Linked DNA regions of Homo sapiens: regions 1 and 2 are each linked to region 3. A link is a loop called in an ENCODE intact Hi-C map of the cell type or tissue named here. Cell type or tissue: Calu3. All regions are shown on one strand.

The links. A loop is a pair of places that touch in the nucleus more often than their neighbours do. Peaks named below come from ENCODE experiments on the same cell type or tissue, not always from the same donor. Only the 100,000 strongest peaks of a DNase experiment are listed, where the experiment ranks them.
Region 1: it touches region 3 in a loop (3-fold over the local background); 3 of 110 quality-filtered maps call a loop at or near these places.
Region 2: it touches region 3 in a loop (5-fold over the local background); 4 of 110 quality-filtered maps call a loop at or near these places.

Annotation. Positions count from the first base shown.
Region 1 is chr13:33,930,258-33,932,757 of GRCh38, reverse strand. It overlaps a transcript of RFC3 not described here. Among named protein-coding and RNA genes, the nearest start is that of RFC3, 110 kb to the right of the region's middle. In Calu3, a CTCF peak has its summit at 1,146 (motif pointing left); a DNase peak (open chromatin) is centred at 1,137.
Region 2 is chr13:34,346,614-34,349,113 of GRCh38, reverse strand. LINC02343 (long intergenic non-protein coding RNA 2343) reads right to left here and starts at 1,071. Exons shown (of 4, transcript NR_146542.1): 1 at 990-1,071. In Calu3, no CTCF peak of the experiment used is centred here; a DNase peak (open chromatin) is centred at 1,133.
Region 3 is chr13:34,156,238-34,158,737 of GRCh38, reverse strand. No RefSeq gene overlaps it. Among named protein-coding and RNA genes, the nearest start is that of LINC02343, 190 kb to the left of the region's middle. RefSeq lists a silencer at 1,418-1,477 and an enhancer at 986-2,185. In Calu3, no CTCF peak of the experiment used is centred here; a DNase peak (open chromatin) is centred at 1,497.

The DNA of each region.
Region 1 (2,500 bases), 230 kb after region 3:
ATACATAGACTAGCATTGGATGTGGTTTATGCATGTGGACCATGCATTATTTTACATGACTATCTTGATAACATAAAAATTTTCCTACTGTTTTTGCTTTAGAGTAATTCTTTCTCTGTACTTTCCCTTCTCTGTTTGATAACCTCAAGCCTCATTCCTTCCTTGTGGGCCCAGTTCTACAGTTTCATGGAATTTCTCATATTGCTGATAAAAAGCATTCCAAAAAATTCAGCAGACTAACACATTTTAGTACTTGCATGTTATTTTATAATACAGAGATATGAAAGAAGATCCCAATAAATAAAGGCATACAAAAATGGTTTGGGAGGGAAAACTGTTTTATAAAAGATATCAATTCTTCCCAAAATATACTGCAAGACAATTCCAATGAAAGTCACAAAGAGTTTTCTTCCCCTTTTTGAATTTCTGAAAAAATTATTCCAAGGTATATTAAGAAGAATAAATAGACAAAAATTACTAACTTTTTTAATGGCATTAAGGAATAATTTCTCTACAGCAGATTAAAATGTGTTCTTTAGCTACGACAATTAAAACTAATGTGATGCTTGAGCTAGAATAGACAGATGAACAATGGAACAGACTATTGAGATGGTAAATTTCATGCTGGCAGAGTCCACATGTGTTTTATTCATGACTGTTTCATTCATACTGATATCTCTGCAGTGCTTGGAACATAGTAAGCATTTGTAGAATTAATGAACTAGCACAACAAAGGCAATATAAATAGTCTCAGAATACAAACACACACACACAACATACGAGAAAGATTCCACCATCAGTGAATGAAAAACAAATGTATATTCAAAAAGTATGGAGAAAATTGTCACTTAGGAAAATAATATGCTGTTTTAATCATCACCTCACAGAATACATGAACAGAATTTGACTTTATAATGAAGGTGTTAAAAAGAATTCATTAAAAAAAGCAAACGTAGGTGACTATAAATTTGATCTTTAGATTGCAGGTAGGAGACTCTTAGAGGAAAGGGAGGAGGACTTTCCATGTTTAAAAGTAACATCAGATATCACAAAGGAAAATGTATTTCCACTACCAGACTTCAGGGCCTCTGTATGGTCATGTACCTTATACACAACTTCTAAGGCAGTCATTCACAAGGAAATGGCACCCCCTGGAGGTAACATTATATCTTTGTTGGACCCCCACACTGTGACAGTAATTTTGGTCTCCTGTTCGCAAGATTTTAGAATTTACACATCTCATGATATGAGTCTACACCATGGAAAAAGGTAATATCTTGTCTCACACTCAGCCCCCAGATGGCTTAGATCAGTGGTCTCAAGGTGTTGTCCCCAGACCAAAAGCATCAGCATCACGGTATCCACACCAGACCTATACAGAAACAAAAACTCCAGGGTGGGGACCCGCTCCTGTGTTTAACAGCCCCTCTAGGCAATGCTGTTGTGTGCTAAAGTCTGAGAACCACTGGTTTAGATGAAACGAACTACCATCCACATTACAACTAAATCCATGACTTCTTGGTTCAACTGTACTTTCATTGCCATCGTGAGCAGCATGTAACATCAGCTCTTGAAAATTCTATTTTGATCTGGATATTCTCACTATGTTGCTTTCTGGGAAATTTTCTACAATTCAATATGTCCAAGATCCAGGATCCATAAATCAAAGGTGAGAACATTAATAGCATCTAAGTCCTACATATCATGTAAAGACACATTGAAACACTTCAACTCTAAATTTGCCCCAATCATAAGCTGTCACTAAAAAAAACTCTAAGAAAAAGGGAGAGAATGTAATATATCACCTAGATGCCTTAGAAATATATTAAGAAATGATAGATTATACCAAATGATGGTGACCATTTTCCAAAAGAACTAAAGGAAGAGAGAAAGGCAGGGATCATACTGATTATAACAAGCTTGAGGTTTATCTATCCCTAAATTTTGCCCCAAGCTGTTCATTTTATCACCATTAGTACGTTACATCGATACATATAATTAGTAAGAAAACTTCCAGATCATCAACAGGAAAGTGTTTGAAGGTCAGGAGTTGACAATTCACAGAAGAGGAGATTAAAAGAGCTATGTGATGGTTAATACTGAGTGTCAACTTGATTGGATTGAAGGATGCAAAGTATTATTCCTGGGTGTGTCCGCGAGGGTGTTGCCAAAGGAGATTAACATTTGAGTCAGTGGACTCAGAGAGACAGACCCATCCTCAATCTGGGTGGGCACCATCTAATCAGCTGCCAGCCTGGCTAGTATAAAGCAGGCAGAAGAAGTTGGAGAGAGCAGAATTGCTGAGTCTTCCAGCCTCCATCTTTCTCCTGTGCTAGATGCTCCTTGCCCTCAAATATCAGACTTTAGGTTCTTCAGCATTTGGACTCTTGGAGTCACACCAGTGGTTTCTGAGGGGCTTTCAGGCCTTTGGCCACAGACTGAAGGCTGCACTGTCAGCTTCCCTACTTTTGAGGTTTTGGGACTTCAACTGGCTTCCTTG
Region 2 (2,500 bases), 190 kb before region 3:
CAAGTCTAGGTTCATCCATTTAATGAAATGTACCTCACTGGCTACAGCACTCACAGGTTTGAGCTAAGCAGGAAGAAAATGTATAAGGTGTAGCAGGTAGGTACTTTCTTGCCTGATGCATTCCACTCCTTTGATAAACAGAAACAAACAAACAAACAAAAAAAAACAAAACAAAACTGAAGGCTAGGAATAGGGTTGGAGAGCAAAGAGGAAGATCGAATTTTCTTGGACATTTTGCTGTGGAGTAGAAAGTAGAGAAGTAGAGAGCAGGAACACAGATATTTGGCACAAAGGAGGCTTTGACTTGCTAGGTACATTCTACAAAGTTTGGGGGGCTCTCTCTGGAAGGGTTCCAAGCTTGGGTAGCATCTCTGCATATCAAGGTCTCCCTGGTCTTATGTCCTTCAGACTAGACTCGAAAGTCTGATTGTTTCAGCAATGCCTCAAGGCAATGTCTTACCACCCATTTCACACGCAGTTTCTGGAATAGCCTCCTCACCTCATCTGTCTTTCTTCTCCTCCTTTACCATAGCAATAGGGACCTGAGTAGGGAGGATGCTCTGTGTCCCTGGTTCCCTCCATCTTCTTGGAAGAGTCTGGTCCCTCTCCTGATAGAGTTTCAGGTTTGCCCTGATGATCTAGATGAAGCAAAGTGTGGTGACACTTCGCTGAATGCTCTGTCAGTGTGCCTAGAAATAGAGTCTCTATCAGGGCCGTTTGCTTCCTATCACACTCCAACTGGCAAGCAGGTGGATTCTCTCACTTAGCAGCTGGCTCCCATCTGCCCCCTGTCAGTCTGCAAATATTACCCGAGTTAAACGCAAATTTCTAGCAGTGATGTGCACAGCCACAAAAAACATATGGATTCAAATATATACTTTTGAAAGTGACACCTTAGTTCAGTCATTTAAATTCGTTAGCTCAAAGATCGGTTTCATTAAAACTCCCACTTCTGCTAAACAGAAATCATGCTGACGTCAGGCACTTACCTCAATTCTCAGAAGTTGAGCAGGTCTAAGCCATCCTGTTCAATACACAATTCCCTTCAGTTTCCCTTACAAGACCTCAAACAAATGTCCAGGAACTGATTCAGGATATATGTTCTCCTCGGAAACCGGTTACTCAAGTTCTTGGTGGCTAATTACAAATACAGTAAACAAGGGACTTCACAGGGGAATCATTCAGTCGAAGCCAGCAAGGGAACTGGTGACCTTCAGTGTCACAGAGCTGGACTTCAGCACAATTAGTTCTTACAAAACAGAAAGCACATGGATTAAAAGCCACAGACACATCCTGAAGATACTTCCCTTATTTGTATACTTTTTAACTTTTATTTTAGGTTTGGGGGTACACGTGAAAATTTATTACATAGATAAACACATCATGGGGGTTTGTCATACGGATTATTTCATCACCTGGGTATTAAGCCCAGTACCCAATCGTTATCTTTTCTGCTCCTCTCCCTCCTCCCACATGTCCCTATTTCCTTATTTTAAGAAAACAACGCAGGTCATATCCCCACAGCTCTTCCTAAAGGTAGATGAATGAACTACAGGGTTCTATCAAAGACCCTCTGGGTCCAGAACTATGTGTGTCAGCTCTAGTTTACTAATCCCTTACTGAATGCATTTGACAGGATCTTTGCTGTTAACAGGGGACAGAGCAAGGACACGTGACATGTGACTTAACCTGTAAAATAACACAGCAGCTCCCATCCCCTGCTCCTCAGAGAGCTCATGTTGGTCTACAGGAGCAAGGATGTAGAGTCCCTTTCCCCTGTGTCTCCCTGAATGACTCTCACTTGGCCATAATTTACAATGAGAGGGTATACATGCTCATGGAGGATGCATATCTTTGCCTCTGTCTACCCTGACACTGGCCCTGTGGACTGGAAAGTCTTTGAGAAAATTGTGAGATCCTGGAATTGTGTGATTTCCTTCCATGCACCCAGGCTCTGAATCAGAGCCTAGACAGTGACCATCACTGGCCAGGGAGAGTCTAGAGGACATGTCATGGCTGTCATTTTTGTATCTCTTTTGTTAGATTCCTGATATCATTTATGGTCACAGGTCATTTTGCTGAAAAGGAGGAACGTGGGATCAAGTTCTGTGACTTCAGAGAAGAGTTGCGTGTACAAAACTTTGGGAGAGGATCACCACAGAGAGGTGATAAGAGCCTACTTGATCTTTTTCTTCTTCTTCTTAAAAGTGATAATATGAGCATAAAACTATTTACAGCTTTAAACAGCTTCAGTACTAAAGCGTGCATAACACATTCCTCTCAACTGAACAATACACAAGCAGGCATTCTGGAGATTTTATTGCAGCAGATTGGTGTGATTATAAGTAAGAAGATTGGCATAGTTAGCTCTCTGGAAAAAGACTTAACCCAGGTTAACACTTTAATACGAATAATTTTTTCTCTAGTTAAAAAAAAAGGTTTCTGAATGCATTTTCTTTGCTTAAACTCCACTGCATCTTACTGTATCCAATCCTACATC
Region 3 (2,500 bases):
AAGAGCAAATATGTGGTCAACTCTGGGGTTCAAAAAACGCTTATTAATGGCAAGAAGAAAAAAAGAAGGGAGGAATGAAGGAAGGAAGGGAGAGAGAGAAGGAGGGAGAAACAGAAACAATCCAATCCAGAGATCTATTCTTGCTGCCTTCCACGCCTATAGAAGGTGTAAAAAGCTTCCTCTGCACAGAGAATAGGCTCGTTCAATAGGGAGCAATTTCAAAACTCTGAGGAAAATGTAAAGGAATGATATAAGAAGTCAGTACTTCAGATACTCCTTCATACAGCTATAATATCAAGTCATATTTTTAAAAACGACTCCAGGAAAAAAATGTATTTTTTCTCAGGAAGATTTATTTTCAGATAAATTTACTTTAGACTTTCTTAAAAACTCTGAATCCATGAAAGGCTGATTTTTATGGTAGAATTATGTACTTCCTTTGCAAGGATGTGAGCTTATTGAACATAAGGTTAAAAGGAAAATAAGACCTCAGAATTTTCTTACCCTTTAAAAACACACAATGTTTTCATGCCCTTTTGATGAAAAGTGTTGGTGGCGTAAAAAAACTAAGGGTACAAAATACCTAATAGAAGCTCATGAAAATTTAAAATTCATTAGTTGGGAACTTACGATAGTTTTGACACTGGCTAGGTTGACGTTGTTGTTGTTGTTGTTGTTTTTCCATTGCCTGTGATAAGGTATTTTGAAGCTATTAAAAAATACAAATAGGTATTCAGGGGAAGTAGTTAACTCTTTAAGAGCAGAAACTTTTGGAGTATTTTGCCAGCATCTCTTTACTGACAAACAGTATTACCATTATTTTCAAACTCATTCAATGAACCAAGTTAGATGAGAGCTTCTACACCATTGTGTGGGACTAATTGAGATTCTGGGTGGCCTGAGAATGGAAAGGCTCCTGTAGGTGCCATCTGTGTCTCTCACTTTGGGTACATTAACTTCTCTCTCCACCCTCCATGAGTTGCAGAAAAGCTGCTCTCTGAGAAGCTCGCTGTCTCCACCGTCCTGGGACCTACTAGCTCTGAGAGGGGAGGAACTGGGCTTACTGATCTTTTATTGGCAATGTCCATCATACAGTGAGTACTAAACATGTGAGCCACTATTATGTAAGTATATGTCATAGATTTACTTGCATTTTATTTTGAAATATCAATTCCATTTTTCTCTTCTTCATTCCTGCATCCTTCCCCTATCCCCCAGTCATTCCAAATGTGCCCAGCATTTAGCACAGCTCTGTTGGCCAAAACATGGATCAATTGCTTATTTTGGACAAACAAAGAACTTCATTCCTTCCTAGCAGATGTGTGTCTGTAAATAACCTCAAGAATAACCTTAAGAAATATTTTTTCTCTCTCTCTCTAATGACATTTAAAGAAATGAGGCTTTCTAGATAACAGGCTCCACGGCCATGTGAGCACAGTGTCTACACAGGTGGCTACTGCCCAGCCCTCAGTGGTCTCCTTAGAAACCAGCCTCTCTGCACGGTGAGTCAGAGGCGGCAGGAGGAGCTGGGCAGTGAGTCATGTCAGGAAACGGCATGCTCCGTGTGCGAGCAGATGCCGGTTTATTTCACTGATTCATTTCCACCTACTTCCTCCTACCTCTGTCTGCACTCTCAAATGAACAGAAAGTTCATTCATCTCGCCTCTTGCCTGTGATGCTACATGCTCCCCCTATTTCTCGGAATGCTTACCATAGGCCCCACAATGCTGGATGCCGTACAGATCAAGCCACCCCTGTTCTCTGCGATGGGACACTCTAAGAAGGAGGTGTCACCCACATTGTCATCCCTGGTTTTCAAGTTAACTGCCATGACGGACTTCATGATGAATTTGTGGATTTTCTCACAAGCCCTCACACCTCTGTCCTTTGAGCATTTTGTCAACAGTGGACAACTGCTGTGATTCTTAACACATTTAAAAAAAAAAATGTGATCGCCTGTAGTCAAGTTTCCCTGCTTTGGAAGGGAAGGGGATCCATTTTTCAACTCAGAATTAGAGGATGAACCTGTTAACAGGGAGAGGCTGAGAAGAGAAAAAATGGGGAGTTAAATTCAGCTCTAAACGCTATGGAGAATCAATAAATATCGACAGGCAAGGGGGCAGAAGGAAGGAGAGAGGTTTTGCCAACCTCAACTGATATCTGTTAATAATACCAAACAGCAATCTGTCATCAGCCTGGCAACACTGGATTTTCCCCAAGGAAAATCCAGGGTCCCCTCCCAGCAGTTCTTGGAGAAAGAGCTTAGAGTTCTGAGTTCCTGGGAGAGGATGGACTGTAGGCGGGATCAGAGTACTGAGATCCTGACAATTAAACCTGCTTACATTTTCCCTGCGTGCAGACATGGTGTTTGGAAACAGCAACCTCCAGTCATCTTGCTTAGCTCTTTGGGGTTCTGGTCATACATACATCTTTCTAAACTTCAAAAGTCTATGCAAGCACACTGACCTGGCAGGTTATTTGAATTCTTGTTCTGGTTTAC